Linked DNA regions of Homo sapiens: regions 2, 3, 4, 5 and 6 are each linked to region 1. A link is a contact called in ENCODE Hi-C or POLR2A ChIA-PET data. All regions are on one chromosome and are shown on one strand. The core of a region is the stretch at or near the end of the contact, and the rest is flanking DNA. Distances in the headings are between cores, read along the strand shown.

What was found. Hi-C counts contacts between places; a loop is a spot of excess contacts on that map. ChIA-PET counts read pairs that join two places held with the same protein, here RNA polymerase II (POLR2A). Pooled maps may share reads with other maps.
Region 2: a map of naive thymus-derived CD4-positive, alpha-beta T cell shows a loop between it and region 1 (14-fold over the local background). The contact joins the promoter of RHOH here to the promoter of RELL1 in region 1. A Hi-C loop is called at or near these places in 1 of 168 maps with a recorded cell type or tissue (naive thymus-derived CD4-positive, alpha-beta T cell), 1 of 37 single-sample maps with no recorded cell type and 8 of 50 pooled maps.
Region 3: a loop to region 1 is called in a map of CD4-positive, alpha-beta memory T cell, with 7 times the contacts of the local background. The contact joins the promoter of UBE2K here to the promoter of RELL1 in region 1. A Hi-C loop is called at or near these places in 2 of 168 maps with a recorded cell type or tissue (CD4-positive, alpha-beta memory T cell and CD8-positive, alpha-beta T cell) and 8 of 50 pooled maps.
Region 4: a loop to region 1 is called in a pooled map, with 2.8 times the contacts of the local background. The contact joins the enhancer-like site here to the promoter of RELL1 in region 1. A Hi-C loop is called at or near these places in 3 of 50 pooled maps. POLR2A ChIA-PET finds 5 or more read pairs at or near these places in 2 of 52 experiments (HEK293 and naive thymus-derived CD4-positive, alpha-beta T cell).
Region 5: a loop to region 1 is called in a map of CD4-positive, alpha-beta memory T cell, with 10 times the contacts of the local background. The contact joins the promoter of N4BP2 here to the promoter of RELL1 in region 1. A Hi-C loop is called at or near these places in 4 of 168 maps with a recorded cell type or tissue (CD4-positive, alpha-beta memory T cell, Right ventricle myocardium inferior, aorta and 1 more) and 13 of 50 pooled maps.
Region 6: a loop to region 1 is called in a map of CD8-positive, alpha-beta T cell, with 11 times the contacts of the local background. The contact joins the promoter of PDS5A here to the promoter of RELL1 in region 1. A Hi-C loop is called at or near these places in 2 of 168 maps with a recorded cell type or tissue (CD8-positive, alpha-beta T cell and dorsolateral prefrontal cortex) and 10 of 50 pooled maps.

The regions. Positions count from the first base shown.
Region 1 is chr4:37,685,055-37,687,846 of GRCh38, reverse strand. It overlaps RELL1 (RELT like 1), which reads left to right and starts at 1,471. Exons shown (of 7, transcript NM_001085400.2): 1 at 1,471-1,647. The coding sequence starts at 1,560. RefSeq lists silencers at 773-1,082, 1,263-1,932.
Region 2 is chr4:40,195,680-40,198,444 of GRCh38, reverse strand. It overlaps RHOH (ras homolog family member H), which reads right to left and starts at 1,414. Exons shown (of 3, transcript NM_004310.5): 1 at 1,145-1,414. RefSeq lists an enhancer at 342-441.
Region 3 is chr4:39,696,878-39,699,635 of GRCh38, reverse strand. UBE2K (ubiquitin conjugating enzyme E2 K) reads right to left here and starts at 1,500. Exons shown (of 7, transcript NM_005339.5): 1 at 1,246-1,500. The coding sequence starts at 1,308. RefSeq lists a silencer at 1,517-1,806 and an enhancer at 1,887-1,946.
Region 4 is chr4:40,227,824-40,231,039 of GRCh38, reverse strand. The region is part of intron 1 of RHOH (ras homolog family member H); the gene reads right to left. Among named protein-coding and RNA genes, the nearest start is that of RHOH, 32 kb to the right of the region's middle. Within about 2 kb of position 1,864, at least 5 of the 41 ENCODE cell types and tissues checked have a DNase peak (open chromatin) inside an H3K27ac peak, as active enhancers do.
Region 5 is chr4:40,055,600-40,058,410 of GRCh38, reverse strand. N4BP2 (NEDD4 binding protein 2) reads right to left here and starts at 1,561. Exons shown (of 18, transcript NM_018177.6): 1 at 1,381-1,561. It also overlaps the pseudogene LOC344967. RefSeq lists enhancers at 500-599, 700-749 and silencers at 940-1,289, 1,340-1,799, 2,140-2,349.
Region 6 is chr4:39,976,498-39,979,578 of GRCh38, reverse strand. It overlaps PDS5A (PDS5 cohesin associated factor A), which reads left to right and starts at 1,668. Exons shown (of 33, transcript NM_001100399.2): 1 at 1,668-2,122; 2 at 2,962-3,081. The coding sequence starts at 3,002. RefSeq lists silencers at 1,444-2,083, 2,134-2,883 and an enhancer at 2,421-3,081.

The DNA.
Region 1 (2,792 bases), core at 222-2,721:
TACTGTAGTGGCCTGAGCTTCTGTCACTGGCAATTCCCACATCAATGCAATGTTTGTAATAATAGTCCAGCAGACTGCGTGGAGGACTCGGTGAGAGAATAAATAGTCCTCTGAAAACTAGAGGTTATCAGTCACCTCAAGGATGAGACCCATCCTGTGAAAACCCACAGCCTCCATGCACCCCCTCTTCTTGCTGGTGTTGAGTATTTGCTCAAGTCCTGCCCTAATTTCCTTCAAGCAAATGCTTGATGGCCCAGTAACAACAGTCTCTACAGGGCAGTAAAAAGGAACTATTCAGAGAGAGCCTCTGAGTCCTATTAATGCTTGTGAAGATGATTCAACTTCAGAAAACACTTCTGACCTCTTAGCGTGTGCTGTCTGTCCTCCATCCAGGCGCTGAGGGCACAGCAGCGAGCAAACACAATGACAATGAGATAATTACAATTTATCATGGTGGCCCAGACATCGTGGGTTTACTCCCTGGCCTCTAATAGTCACCTCGCAGAGCTGATGTGAGGATGTGAGGAGATAATAAGCGTCTGGGCATTGAAAGACCTACTTTGCGGGAGTATGCGCAAGGTGCAATACAAGCACACGATTAAAAAAAAAAGGCAAGTTGTTCCTGAAAATGCATAGAGGTATTTTCCCCAATAGGAGCAGCTTAAATGCAAACAAACAGAGGAAGAAATTTAAGTTATCTTTTCTGCTAATTTCCAAACAACAGAACGTGACATCCAGCACAGCATCACTCCCTAGATCTGCAACCGAGGGGAATGCTAGTGGATAGACATGCCAACAGCGAAAAAAGCCTGTGCTCACTCCAGTGCTGGCCGCTTCTGACTGTCCAGTGCTTCTCGGGGCGCGCTCCCTCTTTCTCTTCCCACGCCCGCCTAGTCCCAGCGACCGAGGGAGGTTGCACCCGGGCGACCCTCCCCCCGCCCCGGGCTCCCGCGTAATCCCGGCCCGGCTTGGAAAGGAAGCGGGCCTGGCAAGTAGAGGCACGGCCGGGCCACGGTGGGCAGGGCGCAAGGGCGGGGCTATAGCCTAACTGCGCCGCCAAGGCTGCTGCTGGGTTTGGAAAGGAAGCGGGAGAGGAGGGGTCGGGCTGAGCTGTGGGTGGGGAAAAGGGCGGGGCCATGGATGGGCCACGTGCCTTCTTAGGTGGAGTCCGGGGCTCGGTAGGGAGAGGCGGGGCCAAGCTGAGGTGGGTGGAGAAAGAGGGCGTGTCCATGGCCTAGCTACGCCGCTGAGGCTGCTGCGGGGTTTGGAAAGGAAGCGGGAATGGCAGGGAGAGGCGGGATCAGGCTGAGGTGGGCGGGGAGTCGGGGGCGGAGCCATGAGTGGACCTCGTGCCGGCTTAGGTGGAGCCCGGGGCGCGCGGGGAGAGGCGGGACCGAGCCGAGGTGGGTGTGGCGTGGGGCGGGGCAATGGCGGGGCGGGGTTCGCCGCTCCCTGGGGCCCAGCCCAGCCACTCGATCAGCCCGCCGGCTCCGGAGCGGCTCTGCCTTCCCGAGCGCGGGACGCGGCGCCCTGGGGGAGGAGGGCGAAGCGACGCGGCGATGGCTCCGCGGGCACTCCCGGGGTCCGCCGTCCTAGCCGCTGCTGTCTTCGTGGGAGGCGCCGTGAGTTCGCCGCTGGTGGCTCCGGGTGAGTGTCCGGTCGTAGCCGGGGCGCCGGGTGCTGAGCCCGGTCCCGGGAGCGCGGAAGGAAGCGAGGGGTCGGGACGGCAGCCCCGCGGCGTCCTGCTTTCTGGCACAGCCGCGGGATCCCGGCACTGAACAACTGGCTGTCCCGCGGCGGTCCGGGCAGGGCGCGGTGCGTGGCAACGGCTCCCGTCCCTCCCCTCCCGCGGGCCCCGCTCCCGCCTTCCCTCCCTGGGGCCTCCTCCGAGGATCTGTGTTCCCCAGCGCTGGGCAGTGCGGGGCGTAGGGACCAGGCCTTCTTCGGGGGCGCTTCCTCCACGGCCGCTCGCCTCGGAACCCCGCGGACCCGTTTCCCGCCGCCCTTGTCCTCAAAGGCGCCGCGAGCGGAAGATCGTGACACAGAGCACCGGGTGCGCTGTCGGCGCCTCCTTCTCCCTTTTAAATACCTTAAAATATCCTAAAACCTGGAGGACTTTGAATCTCTTTCCACGTTTCCATTTATTTGGGTGGTTGATGGATTCTTGTAACAGGTCAAGGAGTCCACATTTCTTCCCATATATCCTGTATAAATCAGGCTCGGAAAAAGGGAAGGCGCGTTGGTAAACTTACATTTTTTTCTTCTTTTTGTTGATTCCTGTCGTCACGAAAGGAACCTTGTGTGGTCAGGGCAGGAAGCCACCAACAGAGATGCTAAAGTGTCACCAACGATGAAGCAGTTTTTAATTGAAATCAATCTTAAGAGGAGGTGTAAGTTTTATGGAAGTCCTATGTCACATCCTTGCTTTTATAATTACAGACACTAGGGATTCCTTACCACCGCTTCCCCTCTTAATTGCCACCTAACAGCTGCAGTTAAAAAAAAAACATACTTACTTGGCCATTTGGGGTTACTACAGCTGGGAATCTGACGTCAGCAAGCTCTTCCAAGCTTGATTTCAGCGGTGGTTCCTCCTCAGGCCCAAATAATAAGCAACTGGAAGCCTTTCAACAGTGACTGTCTCCTCCATAAACATCCATAAACTCTTCCTCCTGAGAACATTTCAGTCGCTTACAACTTTTACACTGACTTAGCAGTTTGGCCTTCACTTTTTCATAGAAACCAGAGCAGGTTGGAAGGGAAGGAGATGGATAATATTGTCTCCTGAGTCT
Region 2 (2,765 bases), core at 165-2,664, 2.5 Mb before region 1:
CTTCTCCCCAGTGCCTGCAAGGTCCTCGCTTTTGTGTCCACACCCTAACTGTCTAATCTGATTTCCTGCAATGTGTAAAACAAACTGTCTTCTCTTCTCCAGTGTCTCTTCAACTGGCCTTATCATCTCCAGGTCAGTCTCGCCTTTGTGCCTTTGCCCACAAGGTCCTCCCAGTCTGAAATCACCTGCCCCTTCTCCTTCTACCGACACTTCGCATTCTTCCAAAGCCCAGATCTTCCTGACAACTCCAGTTTGCCCCCAGGCCCCCTCCATGGAATTCACAGAACTCTTCAAGCCTGTGCTGCCCCACTCATCACTGAATTCTCATCTTGCATTGCTTCCTAAATTTTACTTCTTATCACAACTACCAGATTATAGGGTCCTTCAAAGTAGAGATTTTTAAAATATTTCTCTTATATCCTCCACGGCACCAGCTTAGAACCAATAAGGGGACACCAACTACTTGTTGCCTGCTTGAATACGTCAATGGCAACTTTCATTTAGTAAAGCACCTAAAACCGGTGATTTCCCAAACTTTGTTTAGTTACAACTCAGGCTACTGACTGGTACCTCGTAGCATATCTCCAAATCAAACCACCTCAGAAGAAAGATTAAATTTAATTAAAAAATACATGTTATACATCATAGAGCACTTTTGGGAAATGGTCATTAACATTGGCAATAGGTGAAAAACACAAGCTAGAAATTCCAGATTGAAATCTACATCATTTAGACTTCGGTTCTGTTTCTTTTCTGAACTAGACAACTTTAAAATTCATATTTGCACAACTTAGAGCATCTTTAGATTTACTTCATCAAACCTTGGGTAGTATTTAAACTACCCATACAGTTGAGCTCAGCCACAGTCACAAGCATATGCATTCTCTAGAATATCTGGAAAACCAAAAAGCCAACTATTGTAACTTTTCATGTTTCAAAAATCTTGTTAGGACTGTGGTGAGGGGCAGTGAATATCAAAGCAACACTCACCCCCCCGACCCCCGTCCCCCTGTAAATTGATTCTACACCTTACAGCAGGTAGCTCAGAGTCATTACGATGTTTGGCCTAGAGTAAAAGCTAAATAAAATTAGAAAAATTTCTTTTGACACCAAAGAAATACTTTTAAGGAAGCAAAATCCTTACCTGTTGCAGAATGCCGAAGAAATGTCTTGACAGTAAAATGACTGACTCCGGAAATCAAATTTGTTCAACAAAAGCAGGTGAAAACAAAAGCGGCCCAAGCCTTTTCACTGTGGTTGATTTCCTCATAGGATCAACCTCTCCCTCGTTCCCGAGAATATTAACTGATTCACACTGGAAGAACTGAAAATACAACAGTTGGGCTGGCAGGGAGTCCACCCCAAGATGGTTGGGTTAGTGTGTGTGGGGCAGCAGGAGCAATCCGAATGTGACAAAAGAGATTAGCAAGTTCCTGTGCCTAAGTCAATTTCCTGTAGCCGGCTTCTCCGCAGAGGGGGTTTCATTTGTGTGGGTTTAGGGGGGTGTGTGTGCACGTGCGTTTCTCTCCATTAGAATATGAAACTTCCCCAGATCAGAGGCAGAATAAGGCCTTTGCCGCACCGCTGGGTTTGCGTTTAATTTATCCCCCACCCTACTCCGAGACTATGTTTCTCTCCCCCTTAGCCCCATTTTCCTCCAGCAAAGCCCTACGTAAAACTGAAGAAAGGAAGACTGAAGAGTCCAAATGATTCCTCATGGAAGTAAAATTACCAAAAAAAAAAAAAAAAAAAGTCCATGCCACTGACCAATCTTGGTTAATTTGAGCTTAGGAAACAACACCTTAGAACTTTCCCCCCATCAGCTTGGGGAAAACAAGAGGTGGATTGTCTGCTTCGCTTTGCTGCATTAAAAACTATCAAATATTTTGCAAAGAACAGAGGCAGGCTTAGTGAGAGTTCGAGCAGCCCCCTGCCGTGCGTTCACCCCTGTATGGACGAGCACCTGGGCTGGGAGTTACCTGGCGATGAGTTGTTTTTTCAGACTCCTCAGAGTTTCATTATTTGCCTAAAAACACAAGTTTACTTGTTTTGTCCTAATGGGCAATCCAGGTGTAGAGACCATCTGCAACTACTTAGGTTATGGCTAAACGCCTAACCCAACAAATTGAACTTTTGTGATGTGGTCACAACCGCCTGTGCCCCAAATCCCTGAATAACTAACTGTTGATGCTACTGCTCACGGTGATAGCTTGGTCAAAATACCTGCCGACCGTAAGGATAAAGTCAACTCCATGCCTTTTATTTTATTTTATCAGTGCATCGGCCCCACACTCAAAGATTTGAGTTTAATTGAGCTGGGTTGGGACCGGACATCAATATTATTTTAAACCCCTCTGATTATTCTAAAGTACTGCTGCCACTCTAATGGATGAGAAGGAGGAAAGAACATTCCACGTAGAGGCAAATAGTATGTGCAAAGGCCCTGAGGTGGGAAAGAGGTTGGCATGTTCAAAGAAGTGAAAGCAGATGACTGTGCTTGCAGCATAGTTGTAGAGGGAATCAATGGTACAAGGTGAGCATTCTTATCAATAGACACCCAATTACCAAGTTCACAAGACTTCCACATGAACCCATGTGTCAATTTGTTAATGCACAGTAAGAACTCAATCTGCCAGCTGAGATCCTCGAGCCTTCTGAAGAGCACATTATCTCCTAGAAAATCCTCTGTGGGAGGCCAGGTGCAGTGGCGGTGGCTCACACCTGTAATGCCAGCACTTTAGGAGGCTGAGCGGGGAGCATTGCTT
Region 3 (2,758 bases), core at 251-2,750, 2.0 Mb before region 1:
GTATGTGAATCTTGAAAATAATCATTTTCTGTATTACTTTTTGTTTAATTCATGTGGGGAAGACAATCTGGCATTCTTGTTGATCTTGGTATGAGAAACTGTACTAATACTTGCATAATTTTGAGTCAAATTACTAGAGCACTGTGAATATCTTACATAAATAAACGTAGTACAAATGTATCTAAATTCTGCAGGACTTAAGAGCAACGGGAGGCAACTTTTTTGAAAATCTGTTAAGTCGTGATAAATCTCAATAAGGAGATGAAACAATGTATTAATCTGGTGAAATTTCACATTTTTAATAGGTCTGCTTTTCAAAAGTAAGAATCAAGTTAACTATGAGGGACATCATAATGAAGTTTCGTGGCACAACACGAGTCACAGAGGCACTGTCTTAAGACAGTCTCTCTGATCTGTAACTTGTAAACAATATTTTGAAATAAGCTACTCATACATTCCATTATTTGTTTCCTAACTAAAAATATTTACATGTCTTTAATACACCAAACACCTTGCCTTTGCCCACTCAAAAGATTGAGATGTCAATAAAGATGAGGCCTAGGAATTTGGGGGTTAAGTGGAAAAGAGATAATTATCTTATTTGGAATTAACTTGCTAACTCAGGTGAAAATTCCCTTACCCCTGCCACCAAATAAGACAGTATTCTATTATGTCTCCCTTTGACTCCTAACACCCAACTAAGAAGGACTAACTCTGAATGTCCTTCCTTTTTAATCAATACCTAAGGACTCACTGCTCCTTCCCCAAGAAAAGAACAGTGAAGGCCTGACAGGCAATAACCCCGAATACCCTCAAAAGTGTGGGCCTTCGAGCAGCACTGCTCTTGGGATCCAGTTACCACCTTTCCCCTTCCCCCAACCCACTTCCCGGGTTTTCTCAGGCTCGGCCTGCTCCCTCCCCACCCCACAGCCACATTTCCAGCTGCGGCCACCGCCTCGGGTTCTCTTGTGAGCTTCCATCCCTCCGAGGAGTTGCCCCCTGTCCATCACCTCCCCAAACCATGTTCCACCCCAGACCACCCGCCCGCGAGACCGTCCATCCTAGCGCTCTGGGAGGGGAGGGGAAGGCGGCGGAAGGAGGAGGGGAACACTGCTGCTTCCTCACAGGCAGAAGGGCGGCCGCAAGGAGGACCACCCAGGGACTACCGGGGATATCGGGGTCGCAGCTGGGAGGACCCTCCCGCCCCAGGCAGAGGTGGGGGATATCCGGGAGTTCATTTCTGACCTCCTCGCTCTTCAGCACCTCCTTGAACTCCCGCTTGATTCGCTGCACCGCGATGTTGGCCATGTCTCCGCCCGCAGCTGATTCGTACCCGCCTCCTCCGCCACCGCTACGACCACCGCCACCGCCGCCACCTCTTCCTCCACCGCCTCCTCCCTCGGCGATTCAGACCTGAGCACACGAACACTGCCACTACCACCCCGGCCGCCGCGCTCGCCTCAGTGTGGAATCACCTCCGCGCCCGGCCACCAAAATGGCGCCGGGTCGGCGCATGCGCACGACGTTGACCCGGCCGGGCGGCGCAGCCGCTCCCGTTGGAGCCCCCATACGCCCGAGCCACGAGCTCGCGTCTCGGCTGGGGCTGCGGCCGCGTGGCTCCGCCCTGCCGGCGTCTGGGGCCGCGAGGGTGCGGCTTCCAAGCTGGCCGGCCCTAGCCGGCCCCCCCGGCCCTTCCCGGCGCCTCCGCTCCTGTTTAAACCCGGGTGCTGTGGTCTGGGCTTCCAGCGCTGGCCTCTGACCGAAGGTTCGGGCGCAACCGAACGGGTTTCCGACGCCGCACTCGGCTGGAACGCCGCCCTGACTCAGCTAGACCCGGAACCCGGAGGCTGAACGCCGTGTCTAGCGCAGGAAAACGCTCTCCCGGATCTCGGTCCGGCCCATTTTCAGTTGGTGTAGCCCCAGAAAATCTACTGCAGTCGTTTTTGTTCTGCAACATTTATAGTACCACGATTATTCCCATCATCTCAGGTAGCACAGATTATTGAATTAAGGCTGGTTATTGTTGGATCAGATTGGGTTTGAGACAGGTACTCGGTGGAGAGGCCTGAGGGTGGGTTTAGAAGCCAGATGTTGCTCTTTGACCTATTTAATACCGAGCTTGACACACACACACAATCTCTCTCTCTCTCTCTCTCTCTCTCTCACACACACACACACACACACACACACACACTCCTATGCCCATCCCTAGAGTGTAGGGTGGGCCTAAGACTGCGCTTCTAACAAGTCTCCCAGTTGCTGCTGCTGTTGGTGCTGGTTCCGGGACCACATTATGAGAACCACTGAACTGAATGAAGCATGTGAAAATTCACATATATTAAAGTGAAAATTGGAGAAATGGAAACAATTACAGTACCCTTCAGGGGACTCGGGGTGGGGGAGGGGGAGCCTTATTTCTGTAAACCTAGGCCTCAAAGGTGCCTGGTGATAGTAGGCACTCAATAAATATTGAATGAGTAAATGAGTACAGATAAGACTAAAACGTTTTTGCTGGCGCGGCGGATCGCTTGAGGTCAGGAGTCCGAGACCAGTCTGGCCAACATGGTGAAACCCCATCTCTACTAAAAATACAAAAATCAGCCAGGTGTGGTGGCAGGCACCTGTAATCCCAGCTATTCTGGAGGCTGAGGCAGGAACATCGCTTGAACCTGGGGGTCGGAGGTTGCAGTGAGCGAGATCGCGCCACTGCACTCCAGCCTGGGCCACAGTGCAAGATTCTGTCTCAAACAAAACAAAA
Region 4 (3,216 bases), core at 615-3,114, 2.5 Mb before region 1:
TCCACGATACGCATGTGCTATTTGCGCAGTTTTGAAGAAGTGCTTCCTGTATGTTGTTTTGTCTTTTTAATGTGGTCTCAGAAGGGAACAAAAAGGCTGGGCTGGTCCCTTGAAGCTACAGAAAATTTCTGTGAATCCCTATCAGTGACTCTGAAAATTTTTCTAGGTCTACACTGCTGAATTCGTTTACAATTCCTAGAAGCACTAACTCCAACTTCTGATTCCCTTTTAAAGGTCTGTTTCATTCTCTCCTCCTTGCAAAGGAGATGAGCAAAGCTGAATAATTCTGCCTCCTGAATCACAGCTGTTCATAGCTATCCTCAGCCCCAAGCCACCTCTTCTTTCTTCTTACTCATAAGAGTTTTAAAAGTCCAGGCTGAGAGCCAGGCGCGGTGGCTCACGTCTGTAATCCCAGCACTTTGGGAGGCTAAGGGGGGTGGATCACTTTTAGTAGAGATGGGGTTTTGCCATGTTGCGGATAGTCTTGAACTAGCCGCAACATGGCGAAACCCCATCTCTACTAAAAACACAGACAAAAAAAATTAGCTGGGCCTGGTGGCCTGTGCCTGTAGTCCCAGCTATTCGGGAGGCTGGGTCAGGAAAATCGCTTGAACCTGGGAGGCAGAGGCTGCAGTGAGCTGAGATCACACTACTGCACTCCATCCTGGACAACAGAGGGAGGCCTGGACTCAAAAAAGTCCAGGCCGGGTGCCATGACTCACACCTGTATTCACACACTCTGGGAGGCCAAGGCAGGTGGATCACTTGAGGTCAGGAATTCTAGACCAGCCTGGCCAACATGGCGAAACCCCGTTTCTACTAAAAATACAAAAATTAGCCCGTCATGGTGGTTAATAATCCCAGCTACTCAGGAGGCTGTAGCAGGAGAATCGCTTGAACTTAGGAGGCAGAGGTCGCAGTGAGGGGGGATCGTGCCACTGCACTCCAGCCTGGATGGCAGAGTGAGACTCCGTCTCAAAAAAAAAAGAAGTCCTTTTTATATTCTTTTAGATATTCAAATAAATATGAATATGGCCTGGGTATTAGATGACATTTAAGAACTATTGCTAATTTTGTTAGGTGATAACTGTATTGTCAGGTCCTTATTTATCAATCAATTTGTCAATTGTATTTTAAGGCCCTTATCTGATAGAGATGTTGATGTATTGATGAGGAAAATCAATAAGATGTCAGGGATTTATTTTATATTATTCCAGAAAACAAGCAAAAACAATGGATAAAGTAAGATTGGAAAAGTGTTAAGAACTATTGAGGTTGAGTGGTGGGTATACAGGGGTATATTAGCCTATTCTCTCCTCTTTGGTGTAGCTTCAAAACTTTTCGTGTTAAAAGTTTTAAAGCGTGGGGGCTTTTGTTTTCTTTCTTTCTTTTTTTTTTTTTTTTTGAGATGGCGTTTCACTCTTGTTGCCCAGGCTGGAGTGCAATGGCAAGATCTCAACTCACTGCAACCTCCACCCCCAAGGTTCAAGCGATTCTCCTGCCTCAGCCTCCCGAGTAGCTCAGACTACAGGCATGTGCCACCATGCCAGCTAATTTTGTACTTTTAGTAGAGACGGGGTTTCTCCATGTTGGTCAGGCTGGTCTCAAACTCCCGACCTCAGGTGATCCACCCTCCTCAGCCTTCCAAAGTGTTGGGATTACAGGTGTGAGCCACCGCGCCAGGTCCCAAGCTGTAGTTTTATTCTTACTCTCTGGTTATAGAGAAAATGCAGAAAAGCATCACCAAAAGAGAAAAGTATACTTTACGCTATAGTGACTTTTTCAAGTATTTGAAGGCATGTTCATGGAAGTGGCAAAAGGATGACAGCACAGAGGCTTAGAGCCTGCCTCCTGGTGGAGGGATATGGAAGAGGAAAGCCACAGTCCTGGGTAAGGATTCCCAGACAAGTCAGGGAAGAAAATCTTGCGCTTCAATACAGACTCTACCTGCAACTCAGTAAGACATCACTATCTATTCCTGGGAAGTAAGGGCCATCTCTAGAACATAAGCCAAAGGAGGCCAAAGGAGGCCCCTGAGATGACCCAAACTCAACTTTCTAACTGGTATCGTTACCTTCACTAACTTCCCTCGGCCCTCCCTGGGTAGAATTCTGCAGAATTAGCTCTTTGCAAAAGAACAAACGTCATAATGAAAATACCTTAAAAAGAAAAGAAACTCAAGAGTGAAAATGCATTACCCACACGAAACCAGATGAGAAGTCAAAGTAACTCTGAGAGTGAGGAAGACCCTCTGCCCTGGGGGTTCTTGTTGTCTGAAAAGGTGAGGGGGCTTTGGAGGTTTCTATCTTAGTATTTTGTGTTTTCCCCTTAGACGTAAACGTAGCCTTTGTCTGTGAAAATATGAAATCTGCCTGATGTCTGGATAGACCTCCACCAAGTTCAAGATACTTCCCAGCTGTAAAGCACCATCTCTGACTAAGAAAACCATCACATCTCAAGGTTCCCCCCATCCCCAACCCCAGAACCACCAACCACCACCACCATCCAACACACATATTTAAGCCATTGGTGGTGGACAGCATTTCCTGCTTTTACTTGCTGGTCCAAACAGATTGAAGATGACCTCCCTATTGTAACTTCTCTCCTCATTTTTTCCAGACCATTTCTATATATCCTATTTTCTGATTATAAAAGTAGTACATACACATTATAGAACATTTCGAAAACACTGATCCAAAGAAGATAAAAATCAGTTACCACCTAGAACCAAAAGCTGTAAAATATTAGCATACATTTTTCTGGGGTTTTTTATTCAGTGCATCATTTTTTTCCAAAACTAAGAATACCATACTTTATATGCAGTTTGGCATCTTGTTTTTCTTAATTTAACATTTAGGTCTTAATTTAACATTCTATGTCAAGATTCTTGACATAGAAAATGGCTGCATAAAATTTCATTATGTAAATATAGCATCATTTATTTAACCAATTGCCTACTGTTGGATAGTTTAATAATTCCTTATTTTCACTATAGCAACATTGAGTGAATATTTTTAATATAAATATATGATTATTTCTTTAGGATAAATAGATATGAGAGCAACTGCTGGAACAGAAGAGATAAAAAATTGAACCAATTTATATTCCATGTATGGGCCTATCACTGCATCTCTCTATCAACTCTCACTGGGTATAATATTTGCAAGTTTGACTTGTTTTCATTTGCATTTCATTTACAACTGGTGAAGATTAAAA
Region 5 (2,811 bases), core at 312-2,811, 2.4 Mb before region 1:
CTTAAATAATAAAAGGTCCTGGCAGCGAAACTCAAAACTGTTTATTTCTGACCTTTAGCAGTAAACAATGTTAGAAAGGCAGATGGAACCACGTTTATCAAAACACAGAACACACGATGTTTACATTTCCTAAAGCGCGTCTTTTAGTTAAAATTAAAGGATGAGAGTTAAAACGAGTTACAAAAGACAGCTGGTGTTTGAAAGAAAAACACTGGAAGTAATAAAAACGGAGTGAAAAGGCTGATGTTGGGATTAAAAGAAAACATTTTTTTAATACAGCTGCAAATCAGTCATTGTTTTCTGAGAGGCTAGGTTCATCTCCAGGATTTTCTTCTAGGAGCTCAACCAATGGCCACCTTTACTGAGTTAACCAGTCTCCAGGCAAGCAGCCCTTGCTGATTGGCTCAAAGATGTCGAGTAGAAAAAGCAGCCAATCCTGCCTTCAAGCCAGAACTGTGCCATGGAGACATTACAACCACTGCATGGCGAGAATGTGTACAAACCTGTCCGTGCCACAAATATCAGATCCTAGTTACAAAGACTGCCGCCGAAAGGAAGAGCCTTTGAAGCCAACACTGACACTGACCTGTCATCTACATTCTATTACTCTAGCTCTCTTTCGGAGGGAAAAAAAAAACTATTTTAACCAAAAGCGCATGAGAGATAAACTGTGCCCCCGCTAAGATGACTCACTCTATTGAGGATGAATTTCCAAACGGACGGCTTAGAGAGAGTCCCGATGAGAGAGGGGCTCTAGAAGGGTCCCATTGAGGGACAAAGTTGCAGATGGGGGCAGGGGAGGCGGGACGAGGGCCAAAGACACACAAATGCCGGGGAGGGGAAAGTCTCCCCGCAGTCTCCAAAATCCGAACGTGTGAGTGGCTGTGTGTCTGGACTTGAACTGAGTAAATAAACGGCTCTGCTAGGACTATGTGCTCAGGAAGGTGGCCTGAAGTTCCCAGAAGGCTCCGCCTGGCAAACACCTAAGGCGCCTGGAGGGGCGCAAGGTCAGGTCCCGGCGGGAACAGATCTGGGAGGAAACCTCGGGGGGTCGAGAGGGGTGTGTCTGGGGCCTGGAGGCCCGCCAGGCACTCGGAGGCCAAGGAAGCGGCCGCGGCCCCCGCCTTCGCCCGGCCTCGGGCTGAGCGCCAGGGCCCGCCTCTCGCCGACGCCTCACTTCCCTTCCGTCCGGGCAGCCGGGCCCGCGGGTCAGATCGGAGGCGGCCCGCGCCGGGCCCCACATTCAGGGCTTGGGGGTTCATTCGCCGCGCCGCCCGCCGCTGCTTCAGGCCCTCCGCTTCGGCTCGGAGCCCCGGGACCCCTAACCTCCAGGGCCCTCACCTTGGACCCGCCTCCCTGCCTCCCACCCGCCGCCTTTACCTGCTTCTGGAGCGGGCAGAGGGCGTCGAAGCCGGTGCCGCGTCGTCGAACGCACAACGCGGCGCCGCAGGTCCGCAGCCCTTTCCCGCCGGCGCCACTGCGCTCTCCCGCGCCGCGCAAGGCTAGCAAGCAGCTGCGGCCGCGGGGGAGACACGGCGAGCGCGCCCGGCGGGGAGACACTGCCGCTCTCCGTCCGGCCGGGGAAGAGCAGCCGCGCAGAAGCCCGCCGCGAGAGGGCGGGTGGGCGGCCGGGTGGGGAGGGGTCTCGAGGCGCCGGCAATGGCTGCCACGTCGCCCAGGTGGATCGCCGCCCACCGCCCCCCCCCAAGCCCGCCGGCTGTCCGCCACGACCTCTGCTTCGTCCCCGAGCTCCGCCTCGGCGCGGCGGCCCGGGGGACTTGAGCCCGCGGGCGCTCCCACCTCTCCCGCTCCCGCTCTCCCGTTGGAGAGCAAGCCCTGCCCGGCCGGTTCGGCTGCTTCCGGTCGCCCACCCCCCAAGTCTCGCCCGAGAGCGGGCCGTGGTCCCCACTTTTCTTATCAGGGGGTCCCTGGAGGAGCAAGCCCTTCTTCGAGTGTCGGGTTCTGCTTGGGGGGAAGGCGGGAGCTGTTTGGCGCTGGGGAACATTGCAACAGGCCCGGAATTTTTGCCAAAATAAGCGGCGCGGTAAACCACAGCTGTTTCTAGCCCTCGGCACTCTCCCGAGCCCCAAAAAACAAAACAAACACAAGGTCGGCCTCGCGAGGTGAGGGGAGAAAGGAAAGCAGAGCTGGGACGAGCCCTGACGCGCGCGGGGTCCAGGCTGCAAGTTGGGAGGGACGGCGAGGCGAGCGACCGGCCTCGGCATTGCCTGACTAGGGCCGTGGCCGCTGCGGCGGGCACGGGAACCCGCCTTCTCGCGCGCGGCCCTCCCGCGGGGGGCTTCCGGGCGCGCGGCCTCGGAGCCCCACGGGGAGACAAAGGGGTAGGCGACTGCCACGGGGTGGAGGGAGGCTGCCCAGCCCCATCGGCCCTGCCAGCGTGCGGTCTGAGCTCGGGGAATGTGTGCGCCTTAGCCGGTGGAACCGCAGCCGCTGGCCTTTGCCCCCAGTTCGAGCTTGAGTTTTCGGATGCCAAGAAAAAGCAAAGACGTGCTCTTCCCTCTTGCGACCGCTGTAGTATGAGTCCGTCCCCAAGCCTGCACCATTTTTTTTCTCTCAACTCTGCTTTCCCTGGTTTATTTGTTCTGGGTTCTGATGTGAAATGTTTAGTGTTTTCAGGGTACGCAAATTTTTCACCTTTGCTTTCTGGTTGGTGGTGGTGGTGGTGATGGTAGTGGTGGTGGTTTTGCCTGTTTTTTACTTCCTCCGTCCCCTCCCTTTGCGGTTACTTTTCATTCCACTTGCAGTGGTTTTTCCCAGAATAGAGAAGCGAAATAACCTCATGACAAAGTG
Region 6 (3,081 bases), core at 419-2,918, 2.3 Mb before region 1:
CCTGTAATCCCAGCACTCTGGGAGGCCGAGGCGGGCGGATCACTAGCTCAGGAGATCGAGACCATCCTGGCTAACATGGTGAAACCCCGTCTCTACTAAAAATACAAAAAAAAAAAATTAGCCGGGCGTGGTGGCGGGCGCCTGTAGTCCCAGCTACTCGGAAGACTGAGGCAGGAGAATGGCGTGAACCCGGGAGGCAGAGCTTGCAGTGAGCCGATATCACGCCACTGCACTCCAGCCTGGGTGACAGAGTAAGATTCCGTCTCAAAAGAAAAAAATAAATATCAAAAGTGACAGGGAGAGCCTAAAAAGAGAGCAGCTTTTGGTCCACTTAATAGTTTGGATGAGGACACTTTTAAATGGATTCTGCCTGGTACTGTAAATGCCCAAGAACAAAGCATTGACTTTTGGGCAGAGTTCTAGCAAATCAGCAACTGTGGAGTGTCAGATTCGCAATGACTGCTCTTGTGTAATACGTCAAAAACAAGTCAGTGAGCTGAAATGCAGTACCTTTACTATTTTTAAGTTGACGTTAAAGGATGTGGGAAAAAAATAGACCAATGGGTACCCATCAAGAATAATTTGAATAAACAATCGAATATCATTTTAAACTATGGTAGTGGTCAGTTTCAAGAGCTGAATGTGATTTCATATTATCGTATCCTTTTTTCAACTTTCTCTTCGGAAATTTTGTGTATGCTCTTGATTTTTTTTAAATAGGTAAGTGTATGTTCTTGCGTTAATTTGTTTCAATTACATACATTAAATTGCTCAAACACTGCTGCGTGCACTGTTTTTACCTGATAGTGGTTTTCCTTTGGATGACAGAAAACGTTAATGCTTGGTAGGTTTAAAACATTTTTAAAAAATGAGCTCTTCCTTATTTACAAGAATCACCCACCCAATTAATAAATGCTTATTTCTGGGTTCCACTCTCAGAGATTTTTATGTTTATGTATATTTTTATATTTTTTAGTGTTTTATTTTATATGTTATATTTTTATATGTTTTATGTTCATATATATTTTTACGTTAAAAAAACATATATTTTTATGTTTTTTAATCTTTGGAGTTGGAAACCTACGTTTTCAGCCAGTACCCAAAGTGATTGTGAGGCCTGGTGGCCCAAAGACCATACCTTGAGAACGACTCGACCCAATGCTATTTTCATGTTTTGCAGCTTTCAAAATATTAACTTCAGAAATCTAAGGAGGGTGGGCAACTCGGGTGGCTGTCAGAAGACCCGAGAGTGAGCCGCTCACGCTGCGCCCCATTGCACAACTTTCCTTGACTTTGCAGATCTCTCCCTGAGGAGGAAATCAGTTCATTTTCACCGAGCAATTAACTACCTCCCAACCAGTTTCGTCTATGTCCCTCAGGATGACCCCCAAAAGTCACCAGCTCATCGCCGCTGCGAAAGATAAAGCACTGTTTGCCCTGCGTGCCCTCGCAAGGCCGCGGGAACCTGGGCTCGCTTCCCGCCACCCGGGCTCCTCCTCCTCTCGCCCTCTCCGGTCGGGTCCTCCGGGAGGCGCCCCGCGCGGCAGGTATTGGCGCCAACCGGGTGGCGGCGCTGTCCGCCCTGCGCGCGGCCGCCTCGGGCCCGAGGGAGGCGGATGCACGGCCGGCGGAGGAAGGGGAGGGAGCGAGGAGCGCGCGCTGCTCTCGCGTGCTCTCGCGCCGCTCGCGTGACCGGCCGGTGTGTGCGCGAGGCCCCGGCTCCCGGGGCACGGACGGCCGGGCGCGCGCCTCTGCGAGGGGCGTCCGGGTCCGAGTCGGCGGTCCGGGCCGGCGCGAGGTGCGTGCGGGCGGGCCGCGGGGGTCCCGGACGGACACAAGCGCACACACTCCCGGAGGAGCCTTCGAGGCTGCTCTTCCTCGGCCAGACGGAGAGCGGCACTGTCTCCCCGCCCAGCGCTCACTCGCCCCGCGTCTCCCCCCGCGGCGGCTGCTCCTCCTCGGCACCGCCAGCCCCAGCGCCGCTCCCGGGCGGGCGGGCGGCGGCGGCGGCGGCGGCGGGACCCGCGGAGCCGCTTTGTGTGCAGCCCGACTAGGGGCGGCGGCGCAACCACCTGACAGAGGCCCGGGCGCTCGATGCACCTTCCGCCCGCATGAGGAGGAGGTAAAGGCGGCGGCGGCTCGGCTCCCGCCCTAGGCTGCTGGAGGGAGGGGACGGAAGGGGAGACTGGAGGGGGGGGCCGCGGGTCCGAGGCCCGGTGGGGCCGCCCGAGGGTGCCGGGAAGGCCTCGGCGGTGCCGGAGGCGCCAAGCGGCCGGGGGCCAGAGAAGCAGCTGGGGTCCCTCAGCCGAAGTTGAAGGAACAAAATGTGAAGTGCGGAGGCGCGTCAGCCGCTTCCTGGCGTGGGGCTGAGGGTGGAGGGCGGCTTGTTTTCCCCTCCCGCGGGGGTGAGGGAGCGGAACAGGGGAGGGGTGGCAGCGCGGCGGGGACTACCCCGGGTCCGAGGCTCGGCTGGGCAAGGGCGTTTTGTTCCCGGCAGCCGCCGCTGCGCGTGGGTCCGCTGGGTCCCTAGTTTTGCGGCCTAAGCCGAGCCCTATAGGCCTCGGGTCTGGTTTCCCGGAGGGGACTGGCCGGGCGGGACTGGGTGCTTCCCCACCGCCGAGCGGGGGCCTTGGGGTCCTTGCCGGCCTCCCGGGGCCGCCAAACTTCGGACCCTGGTGCTCGGGGGTGGATTTCATTGTGAAAGGCGGAATGGGAAACTCCTGGCGCTGTTCGGCGGCCACGGCGGCTGGTGCGGAGGAGCCCCGTGAGCCTGGGGCTGGCAGGGCCGGGTTGGCGGGGCCGGCGGGGTTCGATCCCTGGGAAAGAGCGGGTGGCGAGGCCGCTGCCGGGTCCCCGGCCTCTGGGGAGACAGGGCCTTTTCCAGATTAGAGAGATTTGAAATGAAAAAAGAGGTTACAAAGTCGCCCCTTTCCCGCTGAACTTTGGTTTTCTGACCGATAGAGGCCGGTAGAGGACTGTGAACCAAAAGTTGTCCCCCAGGATGGACTTCACCGCGCAGCCCAAGCCTGCCACTGCCCTCTGTGGCGTCGTGAGTGCCGACGGGAAGATCGCTTACCCTCC